Regions from separate parts of the Homo sapiens genome. Here region 1 is linked to region 2. A link is a loop called in an ENCODE intact Hi-C map of the cell type or tissue named here. Cell type or tissue: endothelial cell of umbilical vein. All regions are shown on one strand. Each heading gives the region's core, and the rest is flanking DNA. Links, peaks and the distances in the headings are about the cores only. Region 1 overlaps FAM78A (family with sequence similarity 78 member A). Region 2 overlaps NUP214 (nucleoporin 214).

Region 1 (2,908 bases), core at 86-2,585, 56 kb after region 2:
ACAATGTATCATTTCCCCACTTGTCTTCATCGCCTATGGCCCTGCCTCAGAGTCTGCACTGCAGGCAGAGCATAATTTCACTCCCTCTTGAGGGGACACTTGAGTTGTTCCTGGCTTTTTGCTATTAGGAGCCGTGCTGGAGTTAACATCCTCACGTGTGCATTTTTTTTTTTTTGAGACAGTCTAGCTCTGTTGCCTAGGCTGGAGTGCAGTGGCGTGATCTCGGCTCACGGTAACCTCCACCTCCCAGGTTCAAGCAATTCTTGCACCTCAGCCTTCTGAGTAGCTGGGATTAAAGGCACGCACCACCACACCCAGCTAATTTTTGTATTTTTAGTAGAGACAGGGTTTCGCCATGTTGGCCAGGCTGGTCTCGAACTCCTGACCTCAGATGATCCACCTGCCTCAGCCTCCCAAAATGCTGGGATTATAGGCGTGAGCCACCGGGCCCAGCCCATGTGCATCTTTATGTGCTGCTTCTCCCCTTCGCGTGATCATTAACTCACTTGTTCAGTAGATTATTTTTTTGCCTCCAATATGCAGGCCCTGAGCTAGGGGCACAAAGTTTCTACAAGAGGCTCTAAAAGTACAGGCCGGGCACAGTGGCTCACACCTGTAATCCCAGGACTTTGGGAGGCCGAGGCAGGCAGATCACTTGAGGTCAGGAATTTGAGACCAGCCTGGTCAGCATGGTGAAACCCCATCCCTACTAAAATAAAAAAAAAAAAAAAAAAAAAAGCCAGGTGTGGTGGCAGGCACCTGTAATCCCAGCTACTTGGGAGGCAGAGACAGGAGAATCGCTTGAACCCGGGAGGCGGATGTTGCAGTGAGCCAAGATCATGCCACTGCACTCCAGCCTGGGTGACAAGAGTGAAACTGCATCTCAAAAACAAGTACAACCACCGAGCTGAAGGGCTTGCACATGTGGACGGTAACAGGCACAGCTGAGCTCACCTCTCAGCATCCTCACCTGCCTCAACTGTCCTCCCACAAACAACAGGTGAAGACGCTTCCTTCCCCCAAACACTGGGCACGACTGATCTTTTTCAATGCACCCAACTCCAATCAGCAAAACAAAGGATATCAGTATGTAACTTGTCATTTCCCTGATTACTACGGCTGTTGAGTGACGCCTCACTTGGTCTCCAATGTTTGTTTCCAGTGCTTGGAAGGTGGATGAGGGCTGCAGCAATCCCTTGGCCAGGGCTGGTCCTGGGGGAGCTCTCTTTAGGCTGGGTCATCCCCCCTACTTCCTCCCACCCCAAAGCCTTGAAACAAGGACTTCCCTCTCCCACCCACCCCGCCCTTGCCTCCGCCAGGGCCCAGCAGATGGGGGAGGCCGCCTTCCGGTTACAGAGAGGAAGCCTCCTCCTCAATTGTTCTTTGCACAACTGACGCTCAGACCCCGGCTTCAGGAAGAGGCCACGTGGTCAACAGGGACATTCCTCCATGGCCTGTCCCCAGATCTGCTGGCGCTGAGCAACACTGCTCTGGCAACCAGCTTCAGGTCTTAGAAGCTGTGACCACATCATAAAATGAGGCCTTCCTGAGCTCCTGGGGAGGACGCTGGGAGACGGCAGGTGGGAAGGCGCCCGAGGCAGCCATTCTCAGCGTCATCCCAGCAGGACAGGGTGGCACCCAGCGGTCCCTCCACCCCTGCCCTGTCCTTTCCCACCAGTCTTTTTTTTTTTTTTTTTTTTTTGAGATGTGGTCTCACTCTGTTGCCCCAGCTGGAGTGCAGTGGTGCAATCACAGCTCACTTGCAGCCTTGACCTCCCCAGACTCAGGTGATCCTCCCACCTCAGCCTCCCAAGTAACTGGGACTACAGGCACATGCCACCATGCCTGGCTAATTTTTTTGTATTTTTTGTAGGGACAAGGTTTCACTGTGTAGTCCAGGCTGACCACTGGCCGTTCATAACACAGTGACAGCACTCATGCTATAGACAGGTATCTGAAACCCAGGAGAAGGGATAATGTAACAACAGCAACGAGGCAGCCACCTTTCCGGTGACTCCGACAGGCATCGCATAATGCATAAGACATTATTAGTATTACGATTCATAGCTATGGTATTGACGGCTACCATATATTGAGTGCCTGGTATTCGTGAGGTGCTGGGCTAAGGTCTTATCATCACAAGCCTATGAGAGAAGACTCATATTCCCATGTCATAGATGGGAACAGTGAGGCTTGGAAAGGTTAAGAGGCTGGCCCAAGGGTTGGGAGCTGGAGTTCACACCCTGCCATACATGGGCATGGGGTAGTGTCCCCATCCACCCAAAGAAACCCTTTCTATCTGAGCTGCTCCCCCTCCTCCCCGCCCAGTCTGCCCTTTGGCAGAATCCTGAGCCATAAACTGCCCCTGACCTTGGCCTTGGCCATGGGCGTGGCTGTGGGCCAGGTTCCCAGGGGGCTCCAGAGAAGGGCAAACCAGGGACAACGTGGAACTTCTCCCACACAGGCGAGAAATTGTGACTTGTCACTTAGAAGACTCTGTGCCAGCTGACAGGTGGCAGTTGAGGAATTGCGGGGGCCGGGCTGTGGAGGCAGGTGTCTCCAACAATTTGGATGGGGGGGGTTGGCTTTTAAAGCAATGTGGGTTGGACCCAAAGCCATATAGAATCCTCTCATGCTGGCACAGAGAAACTCACTCTTTTCCAGCTCTGTCTGCAAAAGTCAGGGTATTATTGAGATGGTGGTTTTTTTTTTTAATTGTTCCATTTCAAATATTTCAAACCCAGAATGTCATTCTAAAAAGTTATCCTCTTGGCTTAGGGATTAATTTTAAGCAGGGATAACGTTTGGGGGTATTATGGATTTTGGTTAAGTATTTGGAATTAACATTTTGGATACAAGCCCATTTGTAAAGAATGAAAGCCCTAACCTAGCTCTCGCTACCTAGCTG
Region 2 (2,908 bases), core at 306-2,805:
CCAGGTAGCTGGGATTATAGGAATGCACCACCACGCCCAGCTAATTTTGTATTTTTAGTAGAGACAGGGTTTCTCCATGTTGGTCAGGCTGGTCTTGAGCTCCCGACCTCAGGTGATCCACCTGCCTCGGCCTCCCAAAGTGCTGGCATTATGGGCATGAGCCGCTGCACCCAGCCTGTCAAATCACATTTTAAAAATTAAGCTGAACCATTTGAGGTTTCTGAGCTTTTTCAGGCAAAATGCTCATATACTGGCAATTTTCTGTGTTTCAGCCTGATGCATGGACGTCAGCTAAGCAGTCAAATACCTTCCACATGCATGCATTCATTGTTAGGTTTTCTAACTTTCCATGGCAGTTTACTAGTTATCAGGGCCAATGCTGTTAGGACTGAATTGGATTCCTAGTTTTTAAAAGCTGTGACTCACCATTAAATGGTTGTAGTGAATTGGTACTGTTGTTGTTGTTGTTGTTGTTGTTGTTGTTGTTGTTAAGAAATTTAAAGGGGGAAAAAAAAGAGACTAGGAAGTACATTAAGTATGTTACCCTAAGACAGAAATTAGCTTGTTGTATTTGAGGCACAGAAGATATGTGTGACTGCCCTGAGTGAGGGGGAGGATGATAAAAGATGATGTCAGAGCAGTGGAAAAGGGACAGATCATGTTGGGCCTTCTAGAATTGGTAGACAGGAGTGAAATGATGTGACTGCCATTGCAAGTAGTGCTCCAGCTGCTGTGTGGACGTAGACTGTAGTGGGAGCAAAAGACCAGCTAAGTTGTTGCATAGTCTGGGCAAAAGGTTGGGGTTAGGTGGCTCAGACCAGAGTAGAAAGGAGGGGATACCCTAGGGGGTGGGGGGCATTTCAGAAGTGGCCCACTGGAGGTTTGATGAGTAGAGATTAAGTGATTACTTAGAAAATACTTAGGAATGTGCCTAGCACATACAGAGTGCTTGATTTTTGGTTCATTGTGGTTAAAACACTGAACAGCAACCATTTTTTGAGCATATAAGTCTGTTTCAGGCTCTGTTCTAAAGTGTGTTACATTTCTTGGCTCACGTAATTCACTCTCCGCTGTGTTGAGATGGGTAGTTTATTACCACCATTTTACAGGAGAGGATCCATAGCACCGCTCTGCTCTTGCAAGTTTCTATGCACAGTGGCCCCTTTCCAAAGTCCATCTTATTCTGCATTCTCAGCCACGGAGAGATGACACTTAACTAAGGTGAATGGCCCCTCAAATGTAGCCCAGTTGTTCTTTAAGAACCAGCTTCCAGAGAAGTTAAGTGTCTGGGACCTGACACAGCCTCGAGTCAGCATTTGCCCCTGTGCTAGCAGCATCCTCTGAGCATGAGATTTGCAAACTTGGACAGAATTCAGCTTTGGTCATCATTTCAACAATGAAGCTAATTTAAGCTTACTTCTGCAGCACTGGGAAAGTCATTATGAAATAAAAGTGCACAAATGGAGAGAAAGACAGTGAAAATCACTTATCATCCATTGCTAATGAGTTCAGCCAAACGCTGGAGGAATCAGAATAAGTGGTGTCCGTAATAGCTTGTAAATGTTTTCGAACTTTTTATTTGGTGGATCTCTTGTGGGGTTGGTTTTCCTGACCCTGGCATTGTGTCAAACAGACACTGCGGGCAGTGTAGCAGATAAACATTAAAAGTTCCCACCTACCATAAATCATGTTTTCAGAGAACTGTGAACATGGAATAGCTTGAGAACTTCTCATAGATAGGAAGTCCCTGTCCAGAGTCTAGCTTCTTTTGTGGTGGTTAGAGCATTTGTACCAGAACTAATCTTGCTTTTTCCATTTGTGCCAGCTGTGAGCACCTCCTGCCCACGGATGCAGCCTGCCATTTCACGATGACCTCTCATCCTATCTTGCTTCCTGACCCTTTTGTTTTTTAGCAATCATCCTCTTCCAGTGGTAGCGTGTTTGGGTCTGGAAACACTGGAAGAGGGGGAGGTTTCTTCAGTGGCCTTGGAGGAAAACCCAGTCAGGATGCAGCCAACAAAAACCCATTCAGCTCGGCCAGTGGGGGCTTTGGATCCACAGCTACCTCAAGTAAGTTGAGAAGACTTTTCCCAGTCCCTTGGTCCCCTAATGCCATTGTCATTCTTAGGGTGTTATCAAAGCTTCAGTGACAAATATAAAAAGAAAAAAAAATCTAGAAGGCTCATTTAAAATATCTTCCCCAAAGCAGTGTGATCTGTTTTGCTTTTTTATTTTTGGTTTTTTAATGAGATGTCCTATATAATCATGAAAAGATATCAGAGCTGCAGGGAGAGGATCTGTGTATTGAGCTGCTCCCCTCTTCTCTCCCAAGGCCCAAATCGCTCTGTTTCTTAGTATTGGAGTGACTTGAAGTGAATGCAAGCAGACAAGCATAAATGAGCAGCAGCAGAGCAAGCCGAGGATGCTGGGAGGAGAGCATGCAGACTTTCATTTGGATAGTACTCTCCAAATTTTCCTTAAAATTCAGCTCCTGTAGGGAGATGTCACCCAAAAGTTGAAGCCTTTAATATTTCTCACCTCTTACATTTTTGTTTTATTTTCATCTGAAGCTGTATCTGCCAGTACTTTCTTTAGCTAATTTTTTTTTTTTTTTTTTTTTTGAGACAGAGTTTCACTCTTGTTGCCCAGGCTGGTGTGCAATGGCGTGATCTCAGCTCACTACAACCTCCGCCTCCCAGGTTCAAATGATTCTCCTGCCTTAGCCTCCCAGGTAGCTGGGATTACAGGCACGTGCTATCACGCCTGGCTGATTTTTATATTTTTAGTAGAGACAGGGTTTCACCATGTTGACCAGGCTGGTCTCAAACTTCTCCGCCCGCCTCGGCCTCCCAAAGTGCTGGGATTACAGGTATGAGCCACCATGCCCAGCCTTCTTTAGCTAATTTTA

The links. Peaks named below come from ENCODE experiments on the same cell type or tissue, not always from the same donor. Only the 100,000 strongest peaks of a DNase experiment are listed, where the experiment ranks them.
Region 1: a loop joins it to region 2, with 5 times the contacts of the local background. A loop is called at or near these places in 4 of 110 quality-filtered maps.

Annotation. Positions count from the first base shown.
Region 1 is chr9:131,269,322-131,272,229 of GRCh38, forward strand. All of the region lies in intron 1 of FAM78A (family with sequence similarity 78 member A), which reads right to left. Among named protein-coding and RNA genes, the nearest start is that of FAM78A, 5.7 kb to the right of the region's middle. RefSeq lists an enhancer at 1,699-1,818. In endothelial cell of umbilical vein, for the core only: no CTCF peak of the experiment used is centred there; DNase peaks (open chromatin) are centred at 1,150 and 1,410; H3K27ac peaks cover 1,620 bases.
Region 2 is chr9:131,213,299-131,216,206 of GRCh38, forward strand. NUP214 (nucleoporin 214) reads left to right here. Exons shown (of 36, transcript NM_005085.4): 31 at 1,914-2,070. Among named protein-coding and RNA genes, the nearest start is that of FAM78A, 62 kb to the right of the region's middle. In endothelial cell of umbilical vein, for the core only: no CTCF peak of the experiment used is centred there; a DNase peak (open chromatin) is centred at 1,833; H3K27ac peaks cover 1,868 bases.